2 separate regions of the Homo sapiens genome follow, and region 2 is linked to region 1. Evidence: chromatin contacts called from ENCODE Hi-C or POLR2A ChIA-PET data. All regions are on one chromosome and are shown on one strand. Each heading gives the region's core, a stretch centred on a gene start or an enhancer-like site at or near the end of the contact. The rest is flanking DNA. Distances are from core to core; before and after follow the strand shown.

The links. Hi-C counts contacts between places; a loop is a spot of excess contacts on that map. ChIA-PET counts read pairs that join two places held with the same protein, here RNA polymerase II (POLR2A). Pooled maps may share reads with other maps.
Region 2: a loop to region 1 is called in a pooled map, with 10 times the contacts of the local background. The contact joins the enhancer-like site here to the promoter of RAB8B in region 1. A Hi-C loop is called at or near these places in 1 of 37 single-sample maps with no recorded cell type and 7 of 50 pooled maps. POLR2A ChIA-PET finds 5 or more read pairs at or near these places in 2 of 52 experiments (activated B cell and naive thymus-derived CD8-positive, alpha-beta T cell).

The regions. Positions count from the first base shown.
Region 1 is chr15:63,188,319-63,191,018 of GRCh38, reverse strand. RAB8B (RAB8B, member RAS oncogene family) reads right to left here and starts at 1,413. Exons shown (of 8, transcript NM_016530.3): 1 at 1,271-1,413. The coding sequence starts at 1,394. LOC101928972 (a long non-coding RNA gene) reads left to right here and starts at 1,588. Exons shown (of 4, transcript XR_932355.4): 1 at 1,588-2,173. RefSeq lists a silencer at 1,329-1,658 and an enhancer at 1,839-1,988.
Region 2 is chr15:64,893,461-64,896,160 of GRCh38, reverse strand. No RefSeq gene overlaps it. Among named protein-coding and RNA genes, the nearest start is that of ANKDD1A, 17 kb to the left of the region's middle. RefSeq lists enhancers at 765-1,363, 2,158-2,467, 2,618-2,700 and silencers at 1,478-1,527, 1,568-1,617. Within about 2 kb of position 1,345, at least 37 of the 41 ENCODE cell types and tissues checked have a DNase peak (open chromatin) inside an H3K27ac peak, as active enhancers do.

The DNA.
Region 1 (2,700 bases), core at 164-2,663:
GGTCTTCAGTTTATGATAAGTTAAGAGATCTTATTACCTGAACACAGTGTCTTCCAGTACAAAAGTAGAAAGGACAGCTCCCAGCCAGGATCAGAAAAACTCTTGATTCAATTGGAAGTAACTGAGAGGTATATCACATGTTGTGATTCACTTAACAATAATTAGAACCAAAGCAAAATATACAGGGAGGCAGGTAGAATGTAAGTTCATTTCCTTGGCTGAGAAGCTGTTAAACATTCAAACCGAAGGATTTAAAATACTGAGAAGTCTTGCTTCTCAGGAGATGGTAGTAAAGAGGTGAACCATATTTTCCTGACCACATCATTTCCAAAAGTCACCAATTCCCTTAACATCCATTAACACTCACAGAACAAATTAACGCTCTATAGACATTATTCCATCATTAGTCACATTTTGCTTTCTCCTGCACTTGATCCAAAGGAAGTGAAGAGAAAATGGTAATCAGTTACTATAGCAAGTCTTGCGCCCCACTACTTTCCATTTCCTCTCTTTTCCATCTCCTCTGTCTTCTCTGCTCAACCTCCCTTTACTATGATGTTGCTTCCTCTTTTCCTTTCTGTCTCACACCCAGATCCCTTTACTTTCTCCATCAAGTATCCTCATTCTGCCCTCTGATCCCTTGAACTCTTCTTCCACCTACAATTTTCTTCTGTCCCCTCCTACGACATCTCAGTCCAGACCTCCTGTGGCCAGCCGTCCCCTTCTTCCTCACCTCCTGACCGCTCATTCCCCTGAATTCCCTTCCAGTTGCCTGGTTCTCACCTCTCTGTCCCTTGTGTCCTCTGTCCCTTTACTTCACATCCCTCTCATTGCCCCCATCCCTCATTTCCCCCTTCACATTTCCTTCCTCTCCTGTCTTTTAATCATTGGCACGTCCACTATCCCCTTCTCTCTACATGAGATTTCCTGAGTCTTCCCCCCAACACATTTTGTCCCTCAAAGACCCCTCCCTGTCAGTCTCCGAACCCTCTCGTTCCCCCAATACCCCTAGTCCTTGTTCCTCTGTTCCCCTTCCCGTTCCTTTGCCCCCAAGTTCCCCCTTCGCCCTTAGCCTCACGTTCCCGCTCGCCTCTCTCCCTCACGCCCTCGCCCCTCTCCCTCACGCCCTCGCCCCTCTCAGTGCCCCCGCCACCTTGCAGTCCCCGGGGTCTCCTCTCCCGGGCTCCCAAGCGCCCCCCGCCCTTTCCCCGTCCCCTAGTACCCGCCCCCCAATTCTCTACCCGGTCCCGGGCCGCGGCCCCTCCCTCACCGATGGTGGAGATGAAGGTGGTGTTGAAGGCGTCCTCTGAGAAGCGGAACAGGAGGCAGGTCTTGCCTACCCCCGAGTCGCCGATCAGCAGGAGCTTGAAGAGATAATCGTACGTCTTCGCCATCTTCTCGCTCCGGCCCTCTGACCGGGGAGCCAGAGGAGGCGGTGGAGAGAGGCGGGGAGGGGGCCGCGGGCGAGGGGGCGTGCCCGCCAATCCGCCGCTGCTCGCCCCGCCCCACGCCCCGCCCCTCCTCTCGGAGAAGGCCTGCGCGCCCCGCCCCGTGCGGCCAATCGGCGAGGGCTTCGTCATCACCGCCCGCGCCCCGGGACTTCATGGGACTTGTAGTTCCTCCGGGGAGCCTCGGGCGTGCCCCGCGAGGACTGTCCAGGCGGCTCCAGCGGATAAAAGACCTGCTATGGGCGGGGTGACAGGGTGGAGGCGTTTCCACCCGAGCTGGGAAGGGAGGCCCCGTTTCGTACTCTGCTGGTCGAGCCGCGGGAACTTAACTTTGTTATTTCTTTGTGTGCAGACGCCTTCCAAATCCAGGACCTCAGAATCAGAGCCCCGTAGTTCCCGCATCTCTTCCGCCGAGACCTGGAGCAGAGATGCTTTCTTTCCTTGGCGCTGCTGTGGCGCAGCCTACGGGTTATCTGCAGAGGGCATTATCCAGCTTCTCCCCGAGGCCATGCCCAGCACCACTATAACCCCCTCCCGCAGCCCCTCAGTCACAGAGCTGAGAAAGAATGGTTACCATGCTAACTCGAACCTCACTCGTGCCCCCTTCTTCACGCCACACAGACCAGAGCCAAATACAATGAGTATTTAGAGAATCTGCTACGCTGATCGCTCCCCTCTCCTCGCAGGAGGATGGATTTTTAAATCTGGGAAGTCTTGTGCTACAGGTCTGTGCCCCATGAAACTGCAAGCATCCTGTGAGGCGGGCCACGGGAATTTAGAGAGTAAGATTTGAATTTAGTCTTGGCTCTGCTGCAAAACCGCTGTGACAAGTCACACAGGCACTGGACATTTCAGTTTTCTCATCTGTAAAATGGATATGAAACAAGATACTTCATAGGGTTCCAGTGAAACTTAAATACTAAATGTGAAAGTTCTTTGAAACCCATAAGGCACTGTTAGCAGTGATGGTAATATTCATTACTCTTCAGTAGGCTCTCACTTAATTGATGACGAATATAGGGAGGAAACAGCATTCTGTTATACTCAAGTTAATCCTTTATTATTTATTGTCTTAGGCTAATTCTCTGTTTTGTGGATGTATTGTTCAGTCCCCTTTCATTTGCTAGTGGCAGAAACCCAACCGGATTAGCTGTTGTGAAAGGGGTGTTGACTGGTTCAGGTAATGTGGAAGCAAAAGGCTAAGAAGGTGTGGGACTAGGAGTCCACCCTGCCAGGGCTCTGTGTCTCTCAT
Region 2 (2,700 bases), core at 96-2,595, 1.7 Mb before region 1:
GTGACTTGAGTTAGTGCCCCCTCCCCTTTCCAGCAGTGATCCTAACACCAGTGCTGGGCACTGTAAGGTCTGGAGGGGCCTTTGGTATCCCCAGAGAAAACAGACTGCCTTTGCATGCTTCTTGTCAGCATGAGAGGCAAGCCCTGGTCTAAGTGACACCGAGGTTGCAGCCAGGGTGTCTCTGACAGGGCTGCTGTCCTCAGATGTGAAGGCTTTGCTCCTCAGCCTCTTGCTACAGACCTCCCTCTCACATTAACTCCTGCCAGGACTTTTGGTTTCGGTTTCTGACAGCAGAAATAAGTTCTACCCTTTCCCTCTGTTGTCCTCCACACTTCCCCTCCTCCTACCCTACTTCCTTCACCCTTCTTCCTCCCACCCTAGTAGGAAATCCCCCCCCTGCCCCCACCCCCAGTCCCAGTCTGAGAGGGACAAAGAAGAAGAGAGGAATAGAGAAGGGACTGAGAAAGGGAGTTGCCAGAGACCTCGCTGCATCTTCGGGGCTTGGTGATCACTCACAAATCTGCAAATTGTGCCCTGTACAACTCAAGAGGACACCAGTCCTCTCAAGTCACCAAAATTTGCATATTTATTAGCACACTTTTCAGACAGATGGCAGTAAAGTGTCTTGAGAAGGAACAGTCTGAAGCTCTGGAGTGGGGTTAAAGGGCTGAATGCCTTTCGGCTCTCATCTCCTAGAAGCCCCAAGGCACCCCCAGTCCTTGAGCTGTAACCCACTTATCCCTCTTTGCTCAACTTCCCAGCTGGGCTAGAACCCCAGTGAGACTCTGGCTCAAAAGAGGCTCGCCAATCTAGGTCCATTTGTGGGGCCCCAAGCAAGTCTCTTCCTCACTAGGCCTCAGTTTCCCCATCTGTAATATGTAAAGAGAACAAAAGGATCTCTAAGCGGCCATCTATATTTAACAGCTGAGTCTGTGCAGAGGGTGCCTGGAGGCAGATGATTACAGTTGGGTTGCAGCCTCAGGGTCCCTATTTCTCTGAAGGAAGGAGGTTGTTGGTTGTTCCGTTGACTGAGAGCAGGGGTCAGAGAGGATTCTTTTGTTGAAGAATATCAAGAGGGGCTGTGTGACCTGGGGCGGCTCCTCTAACCTCTCTAAACCTGTTACCTCCCCTATGAAATAAAGGTGGTAATATTCACCTTGCAGGTGGCTGTGACGACTGAAGGGAGTACTGCATGCAAAAGTGCTGGCGTGGAGGAGGCGGCAGAAGAGGGCGGCGGCGGGGCACGGCAGCCACTGCCTGAGCTCAGGCTCCAGGGCAGGAAACCCACCTGACAGGCCACTCCTTCAGCTCGCCTCCCCCAGTGGGCTCCCTCCCCTCTCTCTGCAGGGCCACACCTCTGGGAGGATGCTCAGGGCTTGCACAGCGCTGAAGGAACCCCAAGGAGCCTACACCCCTTAGCCTGTCATGCCAGGCCCTCCCCTACCTACGCCCCGCGGCCACTCCCCACCCAGCCCCCCCGACCTGCTCGACACCCCCAAACAAGCCATGCACACCTCCCTGCCTTTGCCCAGGCTGCATCCTTTCCGGGTCACATGCCCTTCCCTCTCCCCCTCCTCAAGACAGCTAAATCCTGCTCATTGTTTAGGGCCCAGCTCAAATGTCACCTTCTGAGAGAAACCTTTCCCTGCCCTTCCAGTAAAGAAAATACTCATTCTTCCTGTTGCCTCCCTCAGCCCCGCATTCAGTCCCGTCAGGAGTGCAGCTGGGCTCCAGTCCGCCACATCCCCTCGCGGAGCCCCCAGTGCCTTATCTAGAAAATGGAGGTAAATCGTCCCTACTTGGGGGGCAGGACGAGTTCAATAAAATGGGACACGTCGGGCGTCTAAACATAGCGTGGGGCCCACAGTAGAGCCCGGCGAGTCCAACCAGTCAGCCTCGCACTGAGAGGGAAGCGCGCGCCAGGCCCCGTTTCCAGCCTCCTGTAAGTCCTCCCGGAAGACCAGTTCACAGCTCATTGGAAGATCAACCAGGATTGACAGGTTCCCAGCCCAATGGCTGGCCGAGCCCGAGAATGGCTCGGGAGCAGGTGGTCGGCCCCTTCCCCTCTCTGGGGCCTCTACCTGCGGAAGGCAGGGCGGGGGGCCTGGTTTCCACAAGCTGCCTGTGTCAGCCTGTGGGGCCGGCCGCCCCACTGATGACTCAGGTCTCCTCCCCACCCTTCCCCTTCAGGAAGAGGCCCTGTCATAATCGCAGTTGTACTACATAAAAATAGCTTCGTTTCACAGTGACATGAGCACAGCCCTTTCCACTGAGGGAAGAGGAAGGCAGTTTCCCCCTACGCGTTCCCCGGGTCCCTCTTCAAAAGCGGATCCTCGGGTGGGGGCTTCACACTTCTCAGCAATAGCTTCATCAGCGGCTTCCTCCCCGGCTTCGGCGCTGAAGGCTTTTTTTACCGCTTTGCGACCAGCTTCTCACCTTTTCTTATTTGGCCCTCACGTCAGAGACGGCAGGCAGCTGAGGTTGCTGTTCCCATTGTGCAGGTGTGGAAACCCAGGCCAGAAGAGGGGAGGTGACTGGCCTGAGGTCACACAGCAAGCTCGCGAGAGCCGAGTTGGGGGCCCTGACTCCTTCACCGAGTTCCTTACGCGCCTGCATAGGCCTCCTCCTAGGAAAGTACTGTGGCCACAGCCAGGGCACCAAGAAAAAGGAGAGGCGAGGAAGGCTGGACGGAACACAGAT